Regions from separate parts of the Homo sapiens genome. Here regions 1 and 2 are each linked to region 3. The links are chromatin loops, found by intact Hi-C in ENCODE. Cell type or tissue: Caco-2. All regions are shown on one strand. Links, peaks and the distances in the headings refer to the core of each region. The heading gives the core; the rest is flanking DNA.

Region 1 (7,667 bases), core at 1,609-6,608, 130 kb after region 3:
ATCAGCAGCAGTTCCCCTACACCTGCCCCTCTGACTTGCTAGAGGAGAGCAACCTCCTCAGACTTGGAGACCCTGAAAATACATTACCAACACAGGAGATTTACATAAGGGCACATTCAACATCTGCACTCTCATTGCAACCAAACCAATTAGCATTATAGGCAGAGCTGGGAAGTAAAGTCCCTGCTCTTGGAGGAAAGATGTTACAACCAAAAGAAATGGAAAACCTGGCTCAAATATACTGGCACAAACCCTGGGAACATATGTGGGAGTAGATCTTGAGGCTTTGAATGGGAATCAGGGAGAATAAAGGAGAATTACTGACATGACATGACACCCAGCAGAACCATTATATGATTACTCTCTCCTAGAAGAAAATGACTGGCTGGTTAACTGCTTGCTATAGAAAGGTGCTAAACCCTTGGCTCTGGTTGCTCAGCTGTGGTGCAACCCAGTGTTTATAGCCCACCTGCTCTTTCCAGGTTGCATAGTGGAAGTTGGAGACAGGTAAATTGGTGCTACCAGGCTGATATTCCTGCTGTTTGATGTGCTGTAAATAATAAATTGTTTTGCTCTGAGCCATTAAATGTTGTTGTCTTCTTTTGGCACTTGTGGAGTGTGGCAAACTGATATGCTTGCTTACTTAATCATTTCCTTTGGAGTCTAGCTACTCCATGCCATCCTATATGAATGAGTTTCTGCAAGGATTGGCATAGGAAGCAAGGTGCCAATATAGACAATGACTTTTTGAAAGAGAAAAGGCAGGGGACCTATGGGACAATTCAGGGATGTAAGGAAGCTCCCTGGGAGATAGGAGGGATTGTGTCTGCCCAAATAGTAAATTAAGGGGAAGGTAAATGGTCTGCTTTTTGAACATGAGGTGAGTTGATGAATAGACACTGAGTGTAAGAGGTCAGATTACAATAAACTATTCAAAAGGCATCCTCTTCTACAGAGTAGGGGACAAAGGAAACACCTCTGATTCCTGTCAAAGAGAAAAGCACAACTTTCCCCCATTTGAAAACCACGATTACTATTCCTGTAACTGCAATATAACCCCATGCAGAGTAGTAAGATGCACCCAAGAGGCAAAGGAGGGAAACCTGATAAAACTTCTGTCCAAAGAGTGGGGTGCTGTTAGAGATTCAGTTGGTGCGTCTCGTGCTGAAAGAAGAACGGTTATGCTTTACAGAGTGAATGGTAGCAAGCAGGCCTTCTCACATATGATTCATACAGACTCTTCAGTCAGGGCAGAATCATGTCACAAACCATGGCTTTGCTGGTTTCAATTTCTATTTCAATGACGATATTATGTTGAACCTGGGGAGAATACCAAGGAGGAAGTTGTTCAAAACATGATGGTTGTAGCTGCTCCAGAATGACTGTACCATGGGCAGAATGCTAATTTTGATAACGAGCCTTTCATCCAGAGAATGCCTGATAAGTGTTTATTCTCTGCCTCCCTAAAGTGAAAGTGGATGACTAACTTTGTTGTTAGTACCTCGAGACCCTGTGCAGGTGGCTATGATTGTAGGTTGAAAAATGCCTAAGAGAAAGACAGACCCATCCTCATCTAAGCAAAATTTCTGTAATCTGAGATAAAATAAAGAACAGTGGGAAAAAGAATAAATCCCCTACAAAGGAACCTAGCCATAAGTCAATATAGATTTGGCTGTAAAACAGAGTTTCTCAAAGAAGAGATTAATGGGTTGAGCACTGAAGCAACTGGGTCCAGATAGGAGCTATAGGCATAGGGAGAAGGGGCACAAACAGGCAGTTGTTTATCCGGTTGAAACTTAAAGTGCCTCAGTGGGGACAGATTTCTCCATGGAGATCAATATCTCTTTATAGGAGGAAGTAAGAAGCCATTTCTAGTTAGCTGGATAGAAATGTTGGTAGTCTGGGTACCCCATTTGTGGGTTCCGTCTTTATAGGAGGAAGCAAGAAGCCAGTTGGCTACCATAGAATGATAGTCAACTGGCTTCTCACTTCCTCATTATTATCCTATAGTAGCCAACTGGCTATCATTCCTTCAGCATTTCCACTGCTGGACCCTAAGCCCATGTATCGTGATCTGAAGAAGGGGGACTAAGCGTGAGGTCAAGGTCTTTCTGTCCCCAGTGGGGCCCAGAGGTCATATGCCTCTGCAAGGGTACAATGTGGCATGGGGTAAAGGTAGGAGATGAGAAATTTTGTGGCTTGTTTGGATACCAGTGCTTAAATAACTCTCTTATCAGATTCTGTTGAGGGACAAGTGCTACCAGTGAATTGGCTGAATTTGGCGATGTAGTGAAACAGAAAAGGGGATTAACTGTAACCATCTGGGTGTGGTCACTTAGACTCCCACTACTGCTGTTACTCTTACTGCTTGATGTATAATTGCTATTGCTGTTTTACATGCATTTACTGTGAGTACTCATAGAGTCTAAGAAGGGGGATTCTCCCACTTGTGAAAAAGAGCATCTTGCAATATGATGATAGTGAGAAGATTACACCAAAACCACCAACTAGACTTCCAGTTCTCTCCTGTATTACACTACACAAATAATATAGAATTCCAGGAGATGAGAAAGTAATCAAGGCCTTAATGAAGGACTTAAAGACAGTAGGAGTGTTGAAAGCTTTTATATCTTGACAATGGCCCTGAGTGTCTAGTGAAACAGGTGAATGGGAGGTGGAGGCTTATTGCCAGCTGAATTTAGCCATTGTCCCTGTAGCTCCCACACAATTACTATGCTATATCTGGAGAAGCTATATTTTCTTGGTGTTTGCCATCAGTGAGCGTGCAGATGTATGGAATAAGTTCTTTTTCCTTTCTTGGATAACTTGATTCCAATATATTGATGATATTGTGCTGGTAAGCCCCAGTAAAGAACAAGTGGTAATGGCTGTTTGCTGACTTGCATGAAAGCCAAGGGGTGGCTCATTACTCCTAATAAAATATAGAGACCAACCACCCAAGTCAAATTATTGAGAGCCATGTGGGCTAAGGCTCAAATATCAATCTCTAAGATATAAAAGGGAAAGTTACTTGCATTTTGACTCACCACTACCTAAAAAGGAGCCCAGAAGTTAATTTGACTGTTTGGATATTCGAGACATTATGTGCCTCATCCAGACAGTTTGTTGCACCTTATGTATGTGTTGAGCAGAAAATCTAGAAAATTTAACTGGTTATGGTAATAACAGGTAGGCTAGGGCAGTGACATGGGCCTGTAAAACCCCAAGGGTCCCTTGTAACTACAAGTATCTGCTACTGATGACTATGCTGTGTTGAGCTTCTACCAAAGAGAGACTGCTTCCACCTGTATGTGCCCGTCGAGTTCCCTGACCAGGCCACCCATCACACTCCATTTGGGAAATAACTAACTGGCCTTCTAATGGGAAGTTGTGGAGAATGAGAACCTTATTCTGGAATGCCAGGTAACATTTTGCCCAGACACCTCCATCTTGGGTTTGTTCATTCAGATGCTTACAATAAAGTCAGAAAGGCCCAACAGTCTTCTTTTATTAAATGGAAATATTATATTTAAGAGAGAGGCAGATCTGGTCCCACAACTGTGTCCTCCATATACAAAAAGGTTACATACCTTTAGAGGCTTTTGAACCTCCCCTTGCTCATTCACAAGGGAAGCCTTTTGCTATCTGGTGATCACACTTCCAAATCCCCAAGGATGATTGACCTTGGATTACTGATGGCTTAGCTGAAGTAAAAGCTAATGGTCTCACTGGGTATTGGCAGTAATTAAGCCCCAAGGACAGCCCTGGAAGACCTCCTGCAGTGAGGGCCAGTCAGCACAATTGGCTGATTTGAATACTGCCATCCTTGTCCTATATAATACTCATAGAGAAATGGCATATTGTATTTTCACTGACACTTGGGTTAGTGTCAGTGAAAACAGCTCAGCTGTCTGTTTGAATTCATGGAGAATGACTACTGGTATATAAAAGGCACCCCTCTATTGGGCCAGGAACTCTGGAAAGCTATATCTGCAGCCAGACAGAACATTTATGTAATCCATGTGAATGCCAAAGGAAAGCATCCATACTCAGAAAAGCCTAAATCAAACAATGTGGCCAATTGCATGTGCATAGCAATGCTATCTGTATTCATCATAGGACTGGGCAAGTGACTATTCCACCATAATCCAATGGGCTTAAAAGAATTCCATCTGTGTCATCTGTCAGTAGGTGACACAACTTTGAGCCTTGACCATTCCTGAGGGTCTACTTCCATTCTCTGCTGCCACCTTGTGGCTATTTCTGGTATCTAACAGCCATTGAAATCTATTCCAGTTGGAAGAGCCTGCTACGGAACTGAAATTGATTGGACATTTTATAGGAATTGATACAGATGTTGTCCTCAAAAGCTACAAAGCAGTGGTCTGCAAAATAAAATGTGTTGGAAACCTCAAAAAAAAAGAGAAATCTATTCCAGCTATGAAGTTGCCATTCCTGTGTGAGTTGCAGATTCTGGGAATACCATGGTAATACTTGAGTCTGAGTTCTACTGTTTCTGCCACTTACAGTCTTCCAAAGCACAGTGTTCAAGCTTAAGGAGACCCAACAGTGCACTGATGGGGATGTCATTCGCCATGCATCCCATGCCCCTTTTCATGCTCAGGCTGCTGGCATCATCAAGAGGTGGAGTAAATTTTCAAAACCTTGACTGTAAAATATTTCTAGGCAAGCTATGTTGCCAGAATTGTGGACTACACATCATAGTCAGACTGTATGGTTATTATCTGAGGCTTCTCTCTGTAAGAAATATTTATCTTTGAATGGTTGTGTGAATGTCAAGAGAGAAGGGGTCAGAGAACAAGGAGACCAGCCTTCTAGATCAGGGATTCTACACTGACAATCTCCAACCATTCCTCTTTTTTTCACCTTAGACAACAAAGTGAGATAGACTCCAACCTATTGTTCCTGCTATCACCTAGCTTCTGTCATTGGGCATGGGATGTCACAGATCACAAGGATAATGATCCGTTGGTAGAATTTCTGAAGCTTGGATTTACCACTGCAGTGGCTCACTCAAGCAGCAATAGATGATACTAGATCATTGAATAGATAATAATATATCACTGAAATTCCTACTATTGTACCATAGCCCACATAACCCCTGGCACATCTGGATGGGTCTGGGAGCAAGTGGGAGATGGATGGGTGAATAGACAAGGTACTGACTACTGGATTAGGACCAACAGATTGTGTGGCCATGGAGGGAGAGCAACAACCTCATCGCCTGGGGGAAAGTAACAACCTCAGTATATGCGGTCTTTAGACCTTGGAAGGTATGGGAATGGGGGAAGCAATCAATGTTCTATGTCCCCTGGATTCAGTACTACTGCTTGGCAAACATCTCCATGGTCCATCTGAGTGAAGTGGTAGCCGCAGCTGACTAACTCACATTGAGGTCCATCTTTCTCATCCACATGCTAAAAAGCTGAAAATCTCCCATAGCCACGGCTATCAAACTTGGATCCCTTCATGCATGTACAAACACTCTGACCAGTGCAATCTTGTTTATGTGTGACCGGTACTAATCCACATGATTCTTCTGACACACCAATGGCCTATGCCATGTATGGCTATCAAAACTGTGTCTACTCAGTGACGTCACCCATGTGATTTTACCAAAACAATACAAAACCAAGTATAAGAAGCCTCTTCAGGTTATATGCTTGTATGTATTAGAGAGGGGGCCACAGAACATTTCCACTGGGGGTAGTGGTGATTTTTTAGCTCATGTATGGCTCCCAGTAATCACTGAAGGTGATACCACCCATTTTATCCCTTGTTGGAACACTGGATAAAGAGGGCTGTCCTAGCTGGGGGGTACTTTTACTCCTGGTTCTATGCCCCGGCATCAGTGTCCATGCCCCAGAGACAATGATCAGGTACCAATCATTATCTTTAGCAACCATAGCCAATGAGATGCCACAAACTCTATAACATCAGCTAATCAGTCTAAACTTTTTTGTATAGGTTTTAATGAATAATAGACTGGCCTTAGACTACATTCAGGCTCACCAGGGAGTAGTATTTATGTTCATCAGCATCTCCTTTGTGTTTGTCTTCATTCTATTGTTCAGGTAAAGCAGCTCAGCTAATGTATCAGCTCAGGTGCAACACTTTGAGCAGCTAGGGCACTTTCCTCCAGGATCTGAAATAAAAACTGATATTTGATGCTGTGGCCTCCAAATCTAGAGTATGTGAATCTGGGAACCAAGGAGTAAAACATCAGACTGGCTCTTTATATATGTGTGTGTATATATATTACTTTAAGTTCTAGGGTACGTGTGCACAACGTGCAGGTTTGTTACATATGTATACATGTGCCATGTTGGTGTGCCGCACCCATTAACTCGTCATTTACATTAGGTATATCTCCTAATGCTATCCCTCCCCCCTCCCCTCACCCCACAACAGGCCCCAGTGTGTGATGTTCCCCTTCCTGGGTCCAAGTGTTCTCATTGTTCAGTTCCCACCTATGAGTGAGAACATGCGGTGTTTGGTTTTTTGTCCTTGCGATAGTTTGCTGAGAATGATGGTTTCCAGCTTCATCCATGTCCCTACAAAGGACATGAACTCATCCCTTTTATGGCTGCGAAGCATTCCATGGTGTATATGTACCACATTTTCTTAATCCAGTCTATCATTGTTGGACATTTGGGTTGGTTCCAAGTCTTTGCTATTGTGAGTAGTGCCGCAATAAACATACGTGGCCATGTGTCTTTATAGCAGCATGATACAAAGGAGTCTGATTCCATTTTTGAATATTTGAATGCTGAGAGCTTTTAAACCTCAACCCCCCTTCTTCCCCTCCACCCCATATCTGGGCAAACTGATAAAAAGTCCTGGGTAATTTCTCCTTGGGCACTAGCAGGAGGTTCAAACCATGCAAGTCCATACTTGTGCAATTGGAACCCTCATCATGACCCCTCTCCCTAACCACAACAAAAACCTGAAGTCAGTCTTCTTTTTCCACTTTCTCAAGCCATTTTCAGATCATCGTGGGAAGCCTGCCCTTCTCTCCTCTGAAAGCATTTATTATGTAAGTAATAAATCATACCTTCTTGCTTTGTGTAAGATGTTATCAGTCTTGACATCTGAATTAAATTTTAGGTGGGGATTGTAGGGAGAATTCTTACCCAGCGTAATGCCTACGTGGTGTAGGTAAATTTCTACCTTGCCTTAAACTCTGCTTATCTTTAAGACACAGAATGCCTGAGGTCAGAAGTTCCCTTTTGTGACCAAATGGGCTAAGACGGTGGGATCCAAGATGGAAGCTCAACCTCTGAAGAACCTCTAGGTTCATTATAGTCTAATTTCCATGCTAAATAACACACCCACCAACATCATGACCATTGACAGTCTTCATGACAACAACTGGAAGAAACCATAGAAGGACAAAACAGAAGGTGGTACTCCGGTTTTGAGAAGTTTTCTGCCCATTACCGGAAAAGACATGAATATTCCTCCCCTTGCTTTTAATGCCCAACCCATTCATTAAAGATATCCTATATCTGTGTTTTCCCAGCTCTCATGAGTGAACTGAGAAGTTGATTTGTGAGCCACACTCCTGCTTCTCAATTTCATGGCCATCAAACAAGACTGCACTGCTCGAGGCTTTCTTTTGGTTTTGCGTATTGGCTTCACAACAC
Region 2 (7,667 bases), core at 1,609-6,608, 190 kb before region 3:
CCAGAACAATTAAGATAAAGTTAGGCAAATGGTCAGTAATCTATCAGATATCCACTAGAAGTGTTTCAACAATTTAAAAGAGGTACCTCAGAATTCTAACTTACAAACTCATCTCTTGTTTTAATAATCCTTGAGTTCTCTGTTGCTGCTATTCCATTATTAGAAAAAAATGGAGTCAACTAACTTTATCAAGTCCACACTTAAGAGTCATTACATTGCTGGTGATTACCACCAATTATCATATGGCAAAGAAATGAAATCTTAAAGTATAACCACTAAGGTTTCTAGATGATCATTATCATTTCTTCATTAAACAAAATGCATAAACTAATCTTTTAAAGGGATAACACATAACACTGGATTTTAGCAAACAAAGTGAACAGAGGCAAACTTATGCTGGCACACAGTCAAGCTCCTGTGAGAGCTAATCCAAATGTGGATTTGTGGTAAAGCACAACAAAGCTTTTGGCTTCATGATTTTAAGTAAGAATACAGTAATTGAGCAGCTAGGAAAATCAGCACACACTTATGCTCTGGACCAAAAAGAACCAAATGAACCTTAAAAGCACCTCTTTGTTTCTTTCTTATCCATTTTGTTTAATTTACATGGAATTACAGTGGTAGCTCTCATGTGGTAATTTCAAGCATCTTGTCAATACCACAGATAAAATAATCATGAAGAGTTATAAACTGACCACTAAATAAGTGTGGATATCACTAGTCACAACATATATATGTGGTAGAAATCTTAGTTTATTTCTTCAGACAAATTTCTCTTATTCTAGACTATGGGGACTAGTAAATGGAGTGGGCAGGATAGAGGTAAACTAGTGCAGTTGGTCCATGCTTTAAGAAGAAAGCATGTCAGGCTGGGTGAGGTGGCTCATTCCTTTAATCCCAATCCCAGTCCTTTGGGAGACCAAAGTGGGAGGATCCTAAGGCCAGGTGTTCAAGATCATGCCTGGGCAACACAGCCTGTCTCTTAAAAAAAAAAAAAGAAATTAGCCAGGCTTAGTGGCTTGTACCTGAAGCCCTAGCTACTCCGGAGGCTGAGGTGGGAAGATCACTTGAGCCCAGGAGTTCCAGGCTGCTGTGAGCTATAATCACATCACTATCACTGCCCTCCAGCCTGGGTGACAGAGTGAGAGATCCTGTCTCAAACAAAAAAAAAAAAAAAAAAAAAAGGAAACTTGCAACAAGTTAAAAAAAACATGCAATACTACATTACAGTGATTATATTTTCAAGAATTTGATTTACCTACTTAAAGGAACACAGTTTTAGTATGAGGAACGAAAATAAATTATAAGACTATTCCTGAGGCTGTAACACGGGACTATAAAATCTATTTTAATTTTTTTTTTCTTTTTGAGACAGAGTCTCCCTCTGTTGCCCAGGCTGGAGTGCAGTGGCCCTATTACGGCTCACTGTAGCCTTGACCTCCCAGGCTCAAGCCATCCTCCCATTTCAGTCTCTCAAGTAGCTGGGGCCACATGGCTGGCTAATTTTAGTATTTTTTGTAGAGATGGGGTTTCGCCATGTTGTCCAGGCTGGTCTTGAACTCCTGGTCTCAAGCAATCCACCTGCCTCGGTCTCCCAAAGTGCTGGAATTACAGGCATAAACCACCGTGCCCGGCCTGAAATCTATTTTAAATATATCCTGAACTATTCTCAATGGACTCAAGTGGATAATTTATGTCACTGGGTAATTATGAACATCGATTCTAAAATTTTGATCTCGAAAATATCTGCATCTATTAAATGGAAAGACTCTTCTGCAAAATAGCATTTGTAATTTTTAAAAATTAGAAAATGACAAAATGTCACATTTAACAGGGCAATTTTTGTTGCCATATTTTCGAGAGGGCCTTTTTAGAAGCTGGATAAGATTAATAGGTCTAGCAAAATTTTAAAAAATGTCCTGTAGAACCTCAGAATTCTTTGCACCCCGGGAGTGGCTTGAAAACGAAATAACAGCATACGTTTATCACCATCTTGACGACATACATTGATTTGGTGCTATTATCTTTCGTTTTATCCTCTCAACTCTGTGAGGTAGGCACCATTTTCCAAGAGAGAAAAAGCAAGGTCATCTCCTCCATGAATTATAACTTGCCTAGTTTACTAGGTGGTTTTCTTTTTCCTTTAGACCTTCCCACCCTTCTTATCCAGATTATAAGCACTGCAAAGCCAAGAAACTGAATCTTGTGAACCTTGTGGCACACAGTAGGTGCTTAAGGTTGAGTAAATGAAAGAGTTTGAGGAATGTCATCCAACAAGTAAGAGAGTAGGATGGGACTAAAATGCAGGTTTTCGGGACTCTTCCCTCTTTCCATTACATCACGCTGCCTGGTCTACCACTTCAAGGTCACAATACCAAATTAGAGATTGATTAGAAAAAGAGCTCTTGCTTTCCCAACGTCCAAAACTTTAAATATCCCTACCCAAGATGAGTGGTCTCAAAATAACTTTCTCTGGAAACTTTAAACATTTGGCCAAAAAACACTTTTTAAGAATTGGGGTCAGGGTGGGTTAGACAGGAAGAGTTAAACTCTTACCGTCTGGCTTACAATCACAGCTTTGAATGAAGGGGCAGCACCAGTCACTCAAGAGATTAATTTATTACGACGTTGTTAATAGCCTTTGAGAGGGGATCCCAAAGATTGAAAACTTGGAGACAAAGTAAAAGATGCTAAATTGGGAGAGATCAGCAATTCTGAGCCTACCCCTCCACCTCTCCTGACTCCAGTTCTCCCTCCTCCCTAATATTTCTTTTGAAGTCTATTTCTCAGGATGTGATTGGGCGCCTCCCTTTCTCCTCACCATCCCCGCGTACCCACTCCATCCCATCCCCCATACGCTTAATCTCCCCAGGGTGCTGATGATCGGTATGGGTTCTGTGAAAAAAGTTAAGTTCACAACTGCGAACTGGCCCCTGTCACCAGCCTAAATGCGACCTGTCTAGGTCTAACACTCATCATCAGCCTCCCTCCCCCCATGGGAAGCGACAAGGTAGGTACCCGTTTCTTCCTTGGCCTCAGAAAGAACCGCGCTCCTCCCTTCACCTGTCCCAACCAAAGAGCAACTCGTCGTCCAGTGAGACATTCTCAGGACTTGGAGGTGGTGGCGGAAAGGTGGTGTCGGGAGAAGAACCCCAGTCCCTCCGCCCACGATTTAGGATCGGGAAACTGGTAGCGACGAGTAACTGTTGTCCTCACCACCTTTTAAGTAACAGCGAACACAGCCCAGAGGCAGGTAGGGTGGCCACAGCTTACCTGTGAGCCCCCCTCCGCCTTCCTCCCCGTAGCCCCGACGCCGCTGCAGCACGAAGTAGTCGTTGGACCTTTCCATCAGCCACAGCTTCAGCGCATTTTTCAGAAGCACTTCCTCAGGCTTCAGCCACATCGCGAACTTTGTGCCCCCCGGGAGCAGTGACCTAGATGCCCTCCTCACCTCACTCTCAACCCGTCTCTTCCCCTCTGCTTCTCCTCCCACCAAATCTTCCTCAGGCGACAGCAGCTCAGGTTCAGGTTTTCCACACTTCCCCCAACCCTCCCTTCTCTCCCACGTAGGCAGAGAGATTGCCAATTCCCTCCCACAGCGCTACCGCCAGACTGGGAAATAGTCCCGCTTCTTTACCTCTTGGGAGTTGTAGTTTCCTACGCGCTTTTCTGTGCTCAAGCGACTGGAACATGGGACTACCCTTCCCACAATACACTGGGGTGAGAATGGGTGGGGGTGCTTTCAAAGCGGGTCCCAGCCATCAGTTAAGTGTGTTTTGCCTATCTGAAGTTTAAAGCATTTTTTTGGTTCAAATAAGTGAGTCCCAGGTGTAAAGGTGTTGCTTCTTTTTATCATTTTACAGCCGAAGGCATTAAACTGTAGAAAACAAAGTTTCTGGAATTTTGGAATATCGGTTCATTCCAGGAAGTAGCAGTAGCAACAACTAACATTTAATGAGCTCTCACTATAGACTCAGGCGATCTCACGTAATCCTCACAGCAGTCTTGCGAAGTGGACATTCGTCCCCGCTTTGCACATTAATAAAGGAAAGCACTGTCGGGTGAGGCGACTTATCCAAGGTCACACAGTCAGTGATACGATTCCTTCTCTAAATCCAAAATTCATGCCTAGATTAAGCTCTTTTTGGTTATATAGGAAGAATATAAAATTTCCAGAAGCCACGCGTTTTCTTCACTCCGTGCACCGCTCCTTTCCTTCACTGTCGCCCCTATCTGTTTATTAAACTGCTGTAATGAACCACAGAAAATCTCTTGTCCAGCTTCCTATTTTGGAATCTAAACAATTTATGTGCATTTTTTTTTTTCTTAAACTCTTAAAAAAATCCCTTTGGAAGCAAACTTGATCTCTTTGTATCTTGGCAATGATGCGCAGCGGTTTGAACACTAAGGTGAATGAGGTCAATAATTTGCATGATATCGCTGTGAGGAAATATTTGACAGATGTTTTTATTTATTGCAATAACTAAGTCCACCGGAATTAAAGAGTGCATTAAAAGTGAAAAAAAGTTTAGAGGGAGGAAGGAGTTGGGAGGCCATGTATAAGCAAAGGGCTCTTGGCAAGCTGTTTTGAGAATAGAGCCTCAAAGTCATGTGGATTAAAAAAAAATGGGGTGGGGCACACGCAGATGCCAAGCCAAGGAACTCTGCCCTGGAGGAGCATCTCTGGGGTAACCTTCCAAGATGTGTGCCATCTCGAGTGAGGCAGGCGTGTGCTCCAAGCAGGGATTTTTCTTGTGAATGAGAAAAGGGGCAATCTGGGATTCTCTTCTACTAAATGGCAGTAAGTAGTCCCAAGGCAGCTATCTGGACAGTTTGGAAAGAGATAATCCTTTCAGAGTCCAGACTGCAATGTATCTTTGGGAAAAGCCATCGCAATTTGAATGTGTACTAAGGGAGGTAATTTCTTCTTCTCTTCCTGGAGAAAGATCAGTAAATGTAGCAAACGTTGAGAGATATCTTCCTTTCTTTTTACCTTTCCTTCCCCTTTTTACTTCCTTCCCCATCAAACCACATCCTTTTCCAATACCCTTAAAGGTTACAGTGTGGCAAAAGCTATCCAGAACTGGATGGCTTTTCTACCTGTTTACTCTGCAATTTCTTCCAGGTATACCCACATGCTCCCTGTTACAGGATCAGGGCCACTTTTGGCTTACAGCAGGGCGTTTAGAGAGCTCCTGCTTTAGTAAATAAACATTTCACCAATTATGTAAACATTTTTTTCTAATTAAATTACTTATGTGATCTAAATTTTTGGCTCAATAATAAACGACTTAATTTCGCACCCTTGCAAATAAAAGTATTTTCCTAGAAGCACCTTAAAAAAATAGAGCGTGCCACTCTATTCAATGTCAATATAAATTGCTTGGGGAAGGACTGGGATTGCACACTGTCTGCATTGCTGGTACAGTACTGGTGCTGTACTGGTACTGTATATGTATTATGTCATTTAATTTTCATTAATAAGCTTGCACATTTTTACATGCTTACTTTACGAATGAAGGAAAGGAGGCTCAGAGAAGTAACTTGCTTAAGATCGTATAGCTAAATAAACAGCAAAGCTGGAATTTGAACCTAGATTTGTCTGATTACAAACCATGACACTATACTGCTTATGCATATGGTCCATAGTTACCTCAAATACAATATGTTCAAAGCCAAACTTATTTTTCCAATATTCCCCCTGGTTGATGTTTCTCCTACTAGGTTTCCTAGTTCAAAGGCCACTGTTTACCAAGACACTGAAAGTAAGAACTTGGTGTTAGTCCATTGGTTGGCCAGTCTCTCTCTCTCTCTCTGACACACACACACACACACACACACACACACACTCCTCTACTTCTTTTTCAAAAGTCCATCCCATCTGCCTATTATGGCTTTAGATTAGCCTCACAACACTTTCCCGCCATATGATAATATAGCTTCCCAACTCATCTGTCTGCTTCCATTCTTGTTTTCTGACTTATCCAAGCCACATATTAACAGACCCAATAATACACCATGTAGAGATAAATAATACTTCATTTTTCTGAAGGTCAGTCTTCCAGCTGACTCAGCCTTCTAAGAGCCTCAAACACCTATAAGAAAAGGTATTTGGAAACCCCAAATAGCAATTCCAAACCCTGTGCTATGGAAAGACTGAGGCTGTCACTCAGGATTTTACTGGCTTTTTTGAAAGGAATGTCACTAGCTTAGGTTATACTTTTTTTGCAGTCTGCAGCTAGTTTAGAAGCAGTAAGATTCAAAACAGGTGGACTACTGCCAGAAGAGAGCCATTTAAAGCTTTGCTACTTAAAGTGTGGACCCCAGACCATCAACATTTGCATCACCCTGGAGCTTGCTAGAAATTATGAACCTCATACTTCCTTCTACACTTGCTGAATTGAAATGTGCATTTTAACAAGATCCCCAAGTAACTTGTAGGCACATTAACGTTTTAGTTGCACTGAGTTAAAGCAAATTAGAATTTGAAAATCAAACTCTACAACAAATTGAGGGTACTCATGTTTCCATTAAGACCCACATAGATATCTTCTTAAAAAATAGGCTATTAATGAATTTTAGATAACTGAATTGCTTTTTAAAAAGGTTTATAACAGGGGCTGGATGCGGTGGCTCACGCCTGTAATCCCAGCATTTTGGGAGGCTGAAGAGCGGGTGGATTTCTTGGGCTCAGGAGTTTGAGACCAGTCTGGGGAACATGCCAAGAGAACATGCCTGTCTCTACAAAAAGTACAAAAATTAGCCTGACATAGTGGTGTGTGCTTGTAGTCCCAGCTACTCACTAGGCTGAGGTGGAAGGATTGCTTGAGCCTGGGAGGCAGAGGTTGCAGTGAGCCGAGATTGTGCCACTGCACTCCAGCCTGGGTGACAGAGAGACGCTGTCCCCCCCCAAAAAAATGTTTATAACAGCACATGACCATTTAATTTTCTAAGGCCGTGGTTTAGATGTGGGATATCAGTTGGTATTATAACTAGAAGGGGAAATTGCCACTAATCTTCCATGCTAAATCCTATTTATCTATACTATTCTCTTAACCATCAATGTCTAGGTATGCCTATTAGTGTCCCACATTCATGAGACTGTTTATGTAGAAAAAGGTTGAGAACTAGTGGATAGTGTTTCTCAAACTGAATTTCACATTAGCTCTGACGGTAGAGGATAATGAACGTTTATCTCTCAAAGTGCCCATCATAATAATGAATTTCTTTTAAGTCTCGTGTAGTATATTTGTTTAAATTTTATATTGTTCAATGTTTAAAAATATAAAAAATTAACTCCAAACAAAAGCAATGAACAAGGTGAATAACTGAAAATTTGTTACAGCCTAACGTGATAACATTTTTCCAGACATTATAGAACTTAAATAAAATGTTTCATAAGTGAACAGAAACTAGATGTAGGTGAGGGAAGGAATCTTCCTAGCATTCCAATTGTATCTCTAAATATATTTTTACTGATTGACTTGGGAACCATGTATATTCTTATTTATAAGATAACACAACCTGGATTCCATTAAACTTACAAATAAACTGTGAAAACCCTTCTTAAGTTGGAGACTCCATAGACATACAAATATTACTGCCACTGTTAAAAAACACCAGCTTATATTTTTACTACGATGTGAGAGTGTAGCATAAAGTCTGAT
Region 3 (7,667 bases), core at 945-5,944:
CATACCGCTTGTGGCTGCTTTCCATATACAATGGCAAAAGTGAATGGTTGTGACAGAGATCATGTCTGGAAAGACAAAAAGATTTACTGTTTGGCTCTTTACTGAAAGTTCGCCATCCTCCGCAGTACGGCCTGCCTTCCAGACCCCGGTAGAGTTTGGGTTGCTGCCTAAATGCAATGGGAGCCACCTGAGAGATTTAGGCAGGAGGGTGTGGCACAGGCTAACTTCTATTTTTAAAAGCTATATTTGAGGTTACAATATGTGTTACCCTTCAGATAGGGTACTGACCAGGAGGAGGCATGAGGGAGACTTTTGGGGTAACAAGATACAGAAATGTTCTATATCTTAAAGGGAGGGGGGTGATGGTTACACAGGTATATGTACGTGAAAATTTATCAAGCTGTATTTTTAAAACCTTTTTTTTTTACTGTGTACAAGGTAAACTTTAATGAAAAGTTTCAAAAGCACAAACGTGTGCCATAAACAAAGTTAAGAGAAAAAGAACAGAATGAAAGAAAATAATTTGCAGTATATAGCAGACAAAATTTTAATACCCATTAGCAAAGGAATCCTATAAATTAATTAGAAAAATGTCAAAAGATGTATTTAAAAATAGTAAGATATGGGGAAATGGGCATTCTCATATGTATGTTGGTAAATGTAAATTAGTACAACCTTTTCAGAAGATGATCTGTCTATATCCACAAAATTAAAAAAATTAAATACCTTTTAAGCCAGCAATTTCGCCAGAGGAAGCCGTTCAACAGCAATGCTTGAACATAGTAAACAAAAATATGTGTACATTCTAATGATGCTTATCATTGTATGTAATACTAAAACACTAATAAGTGCCTAAAACTACAAATTACCTATTCACATGGGCATGATTATAGAAATTATGGCACACCCATGCTATGGAATATTGTATGTACAGATGTACATGAAAGATGCCTGAGATGTGTTCAGTGGAAATAGCAAATCACACAATGCGACATTAATTCCTTTTTTTTAAAAAAATACACAACAAACTGCTGACAATTTGAGATTTTTAGAAGAAAGGTGAAGGCACTAGGGAAGGTGAAAGAGGTCTTTCACTTCTCCCTAATATTTTATTATTAACAATTTGAAACATATAGCAAAACTGAATAAATTTTACAGTGAACATCAATATGCCCACTTCCTAGATTTTATCACTAACATTTTACTATACTTTGGTGGTATATTTCTAACACAATATACTTTCAAATATACAGATTGGGTTTTATTTTGGCATACAGACATTGCCTTTTGTATTATAAATATGGTTTTAATGAATGAATAGATATTACGACAAAATACATTTTACAAAGTATTAATCCCCTCAACTTTTCTTGTAGGGCACCAGTTTTTCATTTACATATTCAATTCTAAAAATTAAAGTGATCAACATTTAGAGTAGTAATGCACTACTGCCTTATTTCACACTTGAGATAAAATCACTCCATTTTTTCATCCCTGAAATAGCTATCTTGCTTTTTAAAATTTAGTTATTTAAAATATCCTTACCTACACATTTCTATAACATCTTTTTTCCTTACAACTGGATGTGACTATAATTGCATGGTTTTTGAGCTAGTTATTCTTTTACTTTCAAGTTTGTTGCTCTTACACGTCACAGTAAGATTATCCGTGATTTAGCATTGTGACAACATTGTAAAAGGGACTGAAAAGCAGTAATGTAGAAAATTATAGTCTTTCTCCTTCCAGTACTTTCTCTTATTTTATTTTTTGCATTTTATTTCTTTCCCCATTTCAAACGTGTTCATGCCTACAGTACTATCATTCCCCTTAATTTCATCTGTTAGAGAAAAAAAACGTATTTTAGAGCAGTTGCTGATGGCAAGCTAGTGTTTTCAAGCTAACTTCCTACTTCTGATACAGAAAAATTGAAGTTCCCAGATCAGTACTCTTTGTGGTGAGTAATAAGAAACAAGAAAATGAGAATGTCAAGCCTTCCCATAAAAATCACACCGTTAAAAGGTGATATTTACATAACTGTTACACGGCGTTTCAATCAATGTAAAGTATTAAGGAATACATCACGGAGCATCCTTTTTGAATGAAGATTAAAACATGCAAACCCGCAAATTTTTACAACCTTTATGCTAAATTCAAATCTATAAGCTCTTCAACCGACACAACGTACTATTTCCACAACTGGATTGGGAATAAAACTAAGATTAATTCCACCACAATCAAACATGTAACGAACGTATGAGGAATACTGACTCCCACATCAGTACGTTTGCCAGACTGAATTTTAAGATGTAGTCAAACACACTTCCTGAATTGGCCACTTTTGCAATCAAAGAAACAAACAAACAAAAAACACCAACAAAAACCACTGGCTGTGCAAATTTCATTGAGCATCCCTTGGTCATTTAAGAAAACTTGTCTACCTACCACTCCTGGCTTGTAATTAACAATACAAAAGCATTTTCATTTCCTTTCCCGTTCACGCAAGCTCCTGAAAACTATTTTTTTTAAAACCCTCTGCCGTTCTTTCCAAACACTTACCGCTAAAGTTGTGTTCCTCAGGTTGCTTGTCTGTTAACCAGATATCTCCATAGGGATCTTCGTTATTCCACAGCGCCAGGTAATGACTCTTCCCGCCTCTTAAAGGCCTCTCTGGTTTCTCCTGGTGCGCTCTATTTCTGAAGGGAGTTTCTAAAGAAATACTGTCTGAAGTCTCCCCACAGTGGACGTTATCTATGCACAGGATCCCCTGGCCTATCCTTTTCTCATTGTAAAGACATGAGACCCTGGAAATTCTCATTTGAATGCCAACTTTAAGAATATTTTGATATACGAGAGAGTTCAAGCTGGGGTCCAGGTAGCACTTCTCCTGGTACACCCCATCTGAGATCGTCACATCATAGCAATAAAGGGGAGGCTTGGGCACCGTGTCGCGTGGCTCATCCTCTAACAGGTACCTCTGGACGGCCAGCACAGTTACAGGCACCACCTCCGAGGGGGTGACACACTGGCGAGGTGAGTCCATAATCTGCTCAAGAACCTTTTGGATCCAGGACCTGGGCCCTTGGGAACCAGCTCTTCGGATCACCCCTCCCGGGACCCCAGCCCGATTCCTCTCAGGGTTCGGCCAATCTAGCCCTGCATGTGAGGGACCAGCCTCAGGCTGTCCTGACTCACCAGACATTGTTGGATAACTGCGTACCCGCTTCACTCCCAAAAGCTAGTTTGCCCCGTCCAAAGCGGAGAGAAATAAAACCGCGCGCTTTGGCGACGATCGCTACTCTGCCCCTGCTGACAGGCAAGACTCCGCCCCGTAGCGAGGCTGCAAAGACTTTACGCGTGCGCGCGCCAGCTCTCCCACCCCGCCCCTCGCTCCGAGCGCTTCCGACTCGAGACACTGTTACTAGGCAGTCACACGCGCGAGTTACGTAGCAGGTCGTCCGACCTTGTGCCCGCCGGGTTGCCGTCTGGGGGAGGGATGACAGGGGAAGGGGAGGGGGAATCGGTGGTTGTCATGGTTCTCAAAGAGGGAGGGGGAGAGCGCTTGTGGTCCCCTGGAAAGGAGGATGCCTAGAGGCAAGGGAAAAGAGAAAGTGGCAAGAATCAGGGTGCAGAGTCAAAGCTCAGGGATTTGGGGGTTTGGGCTTTGGGCCAGGAACAGAAAGTAATTTAGAGTTGGTTAACATATGTTAATGTTATAACATGGGTTTCCTGTAGTATGAACAAAACCAGATAATTTATGCAGAGCCTCCAGGACAGACTCTAGCACAAAAAGTCCTCAGTAAACATTAGCTGCTATTGCGATTAGCATTAGCATAATTATCTGTAGTGGCTCCCTGAGTGTAGGGTGGGTGAATTAGTGTTTAAGTGCAAATGAAAATAGAAAACTAGAACTGGCTTGTAAAGGGCTGCCTTTAGATTAGACTTCTTAAAATGCAGCTAGTTTTAATATAATACCTGGCCTAATATACATCTAGGGTAGAGATTTCAGAAACTTTGTTTAATGTTTGTTTGTTTAATGCAAGGCATATATCAGGAACGAATGTAAAGTGAAAAAGCTGATAAGAATAGTAAAAATTAAGGATAAAATATTTAATAGATGTACTTAGATCCAGTATACATAGAAGGGAGTAATTGTTCTAAGAATACTTTTTAAGATGGTTATGAGCTGATTTTGTTTATACTAATTTCCTTTGGCTCTCTATTTTATCATTCTTTATTCACTATTTATGAAGTCTCTATATGAGGTAGGCACTGTTTTAGGCCACTGGGGATAACTGTAGTCAGGGTCCTTCCCTCAAGTTTCTTCTCATTGCTTGGGCTAAAGAGCCCTGCCGTTATTAATACTTAACTAATTTACTCATTCTATACAGATTTCTTGAGTGTCTGGTCTGGGCAGGGTATAGCCTTGCTAGGGAGACCAAAAAACATAGTAAGGGGAAATAAAGTGGAGGGAACAGGAGTTAATATTTTATAAAAAGTATGATTACAGAAAGGTTCTCTAGTAAGAGACTGAACAGAACAGAGATGTGCAGGAAGTGAGGAAGTGAGCTATGTGGATATCTAGGGGAATGGCACTTGAATCAGAGAAAACAAGAAGAATAAATTCCATGAGACAGAAGCATACTTGATATTTTCAAGGAAATGCATAAGCCAATCAGCCGCAGTGGAGGGGCGAGGGGGAGAGTGGTAGGAGGTGAGGTCAGAGAGGTAGCAGGGTTTCTTCTATTATGAGCAAAGGAGTGACATGACACTTAGTCTTGAACCCCACTTCCTTCATGATGCCTCCCCTCACCAATTCAGTCTAGGATAATCTTTCTCTTCTCTGTATCACCTTGTATCACTCATTTGATACTTATCATCTAATACTTGCAGTTAAAAAAAAAAAACTTAATGTATGCGTAACTCAGAGTTTCTCAACATGGGCACTCTTGATTCTTTGGGCCAGAAAGTTTTTTGTTGTGGGCTGTCTTGTGCACTGTAGGATGCTTAGCAGCATCTCTGGCCTCTACCCATTAGATACCTGTAGCACCTCCCCCTCCAGTTGTGAGAACCAGAAATATCTCCAGACATTGCCAAATGTCCCCTGGGGTAGCAAAGTCGCTACAAGTTGGAACACCCGATTATGATCTGCATTAACTAGATCTTAAACTTTTCGAAAGCAGAAACTGATTTGTTCTTTCACTACTGCTATGCATAAAAGGCACTCAAATATTTTAAATAAGTAAAACATATAATTCCCAGTGCCTCTCTACCAAAGGGAATATACAAGTGTGGCTTTCCATAAACAAACAAATGCAATATACAAAAATCCAAATTTACCAAACATAAAATAAGTTGCCTGAGTGTAGGTACTTTGTTATGTAAACTGCAGAATCTCCAGTGGCAAAATAAGTATCTAGCATATAGTAGGTACTCAATAGTTTTGTTGAATGAATAAATGAAATTATGGATTTGTATTGCATTTACTGTAGGGGTCATTAAATGTCGACTATCTCTGTTGTTTATCAAAGGAGAATGTGTTTGAAATATTTCAAATCTATTCCATCAGCAGCCCCTAAACTATATATGCTCAGTGAAATTTATGACTAATAGTATTGTCTCATCACATTCTGTGTCCTTCCAGCTAATTCATGAAAGATGGATATTAGCAGTGGTGCTTAGTATTTGGATAATTACTGGAATTGGGAAGAAATAGCACTAATGTTTAGTTTTACACTACTACTAACAACGATGTATGGTGACTGTGGGCACACATTTGGAGACTTATATTGCTCTACTGACAATCTGCTGATAGTGTGCAGCTCCCCAAGAATTAATTTGCCTACTTGAGTAGTGGTCACACCTGTGAAAGTATGAATGCTCTCTGATTTGGCGTTACTAAGCACCTGTTTTAGGATCAATTTCACAATAATAGAAAAAGTAAAGGATATGACCTTCAAAGCCAGTAATGAGTATTATTAAGGTTATTGATCTTTTTCTCCTCTCAGATCTGGAAGGTTTATTACAGTGCCTTCCAGGGTTTAAAATGGTAAAAGTAGGCAAAACAGAATTTTATAAAATGGAATGTTCTAAGATATTCAAAACACCTTAAATACATTATGAAATGTATTTTGGTTGTCCACTAAATTTGGTGCAGCTATAAGCCACATTGATTTTCTTCATCTTTAAAATTGAACTAATAAAAGTAGTCATAGTTGTTGAAAAAATTAAGTTAGTTCATATGGGCAAAGTGCTTAAAACAATACCTGGCACATAGTAAGAGCTCAATAATTACTAGCTATTGTTACTATTATTCTAAAAGGAAGATAAAGACATAACATAAAATGATAGAATGCTAGAACTATAGGGAGCCATTAGATGCCCACAGTTGTGTTCTTCAGACTGTGGATTGTGAAACATTAATGAGGCTATGAAGTCAATTTATTGGGTCACAACTAGCAATTAAAAATACGTAAAAATAACAGCACAGAAAATATCAGGGTACATCACACATAGTAAGGGTAAGAATTGCTTTGTAAAATTTTTGTGTTAGATTTGATGTATGTATATGTGCATACTGGGTTGTGATGTAAACTGTATTTCTTACTATAGGTTTGGCCAAAATGTTTAAAAACAACTTCTATAGCTCAACTATCTTTTATTATAAATGAAGAAACTCAGGCCTAGAAAGGGGGATGAACATGAACAAGATAACAGTGTGATAAGTGGCAGAGCATAAGGCTTTCCCTGATGTTAGGTAGGACAGATCCTGCATTATCTTCCAAACATTTCAATTTTTTTGTTTGAAGAACCTTGTTTTTTTCTATCATCACATTCACTTAACAGTCCTTTCATTCATTTGCCTAGATAGGCAAATTAGCATAATTCTCCAGCCTTGGACATTGGAGGTACACATACAGGTTCATCAAATTCATAAGATTATGAGAGTGTGGGTGGAGTTGTGGGGGAGGAAGGAAAAGAAGTGGCATGACTAGTTGGTGCTAAAAGGATGTGGAGAGTTCGGCTGCTATCTCAAAGAGTATTTAGGTAAGCTCTCCAAACATCACCACGGTAACAAGAGAGGGCCTGAGGGTGGCTGCCTGGCAACGAGAGCACTACAACCTCCAGCGCAGTGCTGCCCTTTTCCAACATCTTTCCCTTTTAAGGCTGCTCTTGATGATTTTATTAACTAAATTGCCGCTATATACAAGGATAGATCTGTATAGCTTATAATACCCCATAGCTCATCGGAATCAAGGTTGCTCCTATGTTATCTTTCTATCAGATGTCGAATGAGGTTTGATTGATATATTTGAAGCACGTAAACAGAAGTCTTTAACACAGATTTACCATTAAAGTGGTTCTAGACTCCTTTTGCCCTTTAGTATCTCAAGCAAATGTTCATATTTGTTCCCTGCCTTTGCTCAACCTGAGCACATATTAAACATACTATGAATGGTTGATTGATGTTGTTCCCTTTTCCTTTCTTCCATCCAAATCCTACTTCTATTTTTAATAAAGACCTAAGCATGTTAGATTTTCTTCCGAATCTTAATATTATATATCTGTAAGAGACTTGGATTTTAGAATGTAGATTTGCTGTTTTCAATTTATTAAGTCTTTATTTTCTCTGACTATTAGAGAAAGTGGGATTGCCAGTAAACTCCTGG

Evidence for each region. Hi-C counts contacts between places; a loop is a spot of excess contacts. Peaks named below come from ENCODE experiments on the same cell type or tissue, not always from the same donor. Only the 100,000 strongest peaks of a DNase experiment are listed, where the experiment ranks them.
Region 1: it touches region 3 in a loop (11-fold over the local background); 30 of 110 quality-filtered maps call a loop at or near these places.
Region 2: it touches region 3 in a loop (5-fold over the local background); 15 of 110 quality-filtered maps call a loop at or near these places.

The regions. Positions count from the first base shown.
Region 1 is chrX:106,478,055-106,485,721 of GRCh38, reverse strand. No RefSeq gene overlaps it. Among named protein-coding and RNA genes, the nearest start is that of RADX, 130 kb to the left of the region's middle. RefSeq lists an enhancer at 1,140-1,409. In Caco-2, for the core only: a CTCF peak has its summit at 4,240 (motif pointing left); no DNase peak of the experiment used is centred there.
Region 2 is chrX:106,798,590-106,806,256 of GRCh38, reverse strand. It overlaps TBC1D8B (TBC1 domain family member 8B), which reads right to left and starts at 3,584. Exons shown (of 21, transcript NM_017752.3): 1 at 3,274-3,584. The coding sequence starts at 3,403. In Caco-2, for the core only: no CTCF peak of the experiment used is centred there; a DNase peak (open chromatin) is centred at 3,626; H3K4me3 peaks cover 2,050 bases.
Region 3 is chrX:106,607,613-106,615,279 of GRCh38, reverse strand. RADX (RPA1 related single stranded DNA binding protein, X-linked) reads right to left here and starts at 3,302. Exons shown (of 14, transcript NM_018015.6): 1 at 2,557-3,302. The coding sequence starts at 3,199. RefSeq lists enhancers at 2,738-3,077, 3,118-3,307. In Caco-2, for the core only: no CTCF peak of the experiment used is centred there; a DNase peak (open chromatin) is centred at 3,409; H3K4me3 peaks cover 1,819 bases.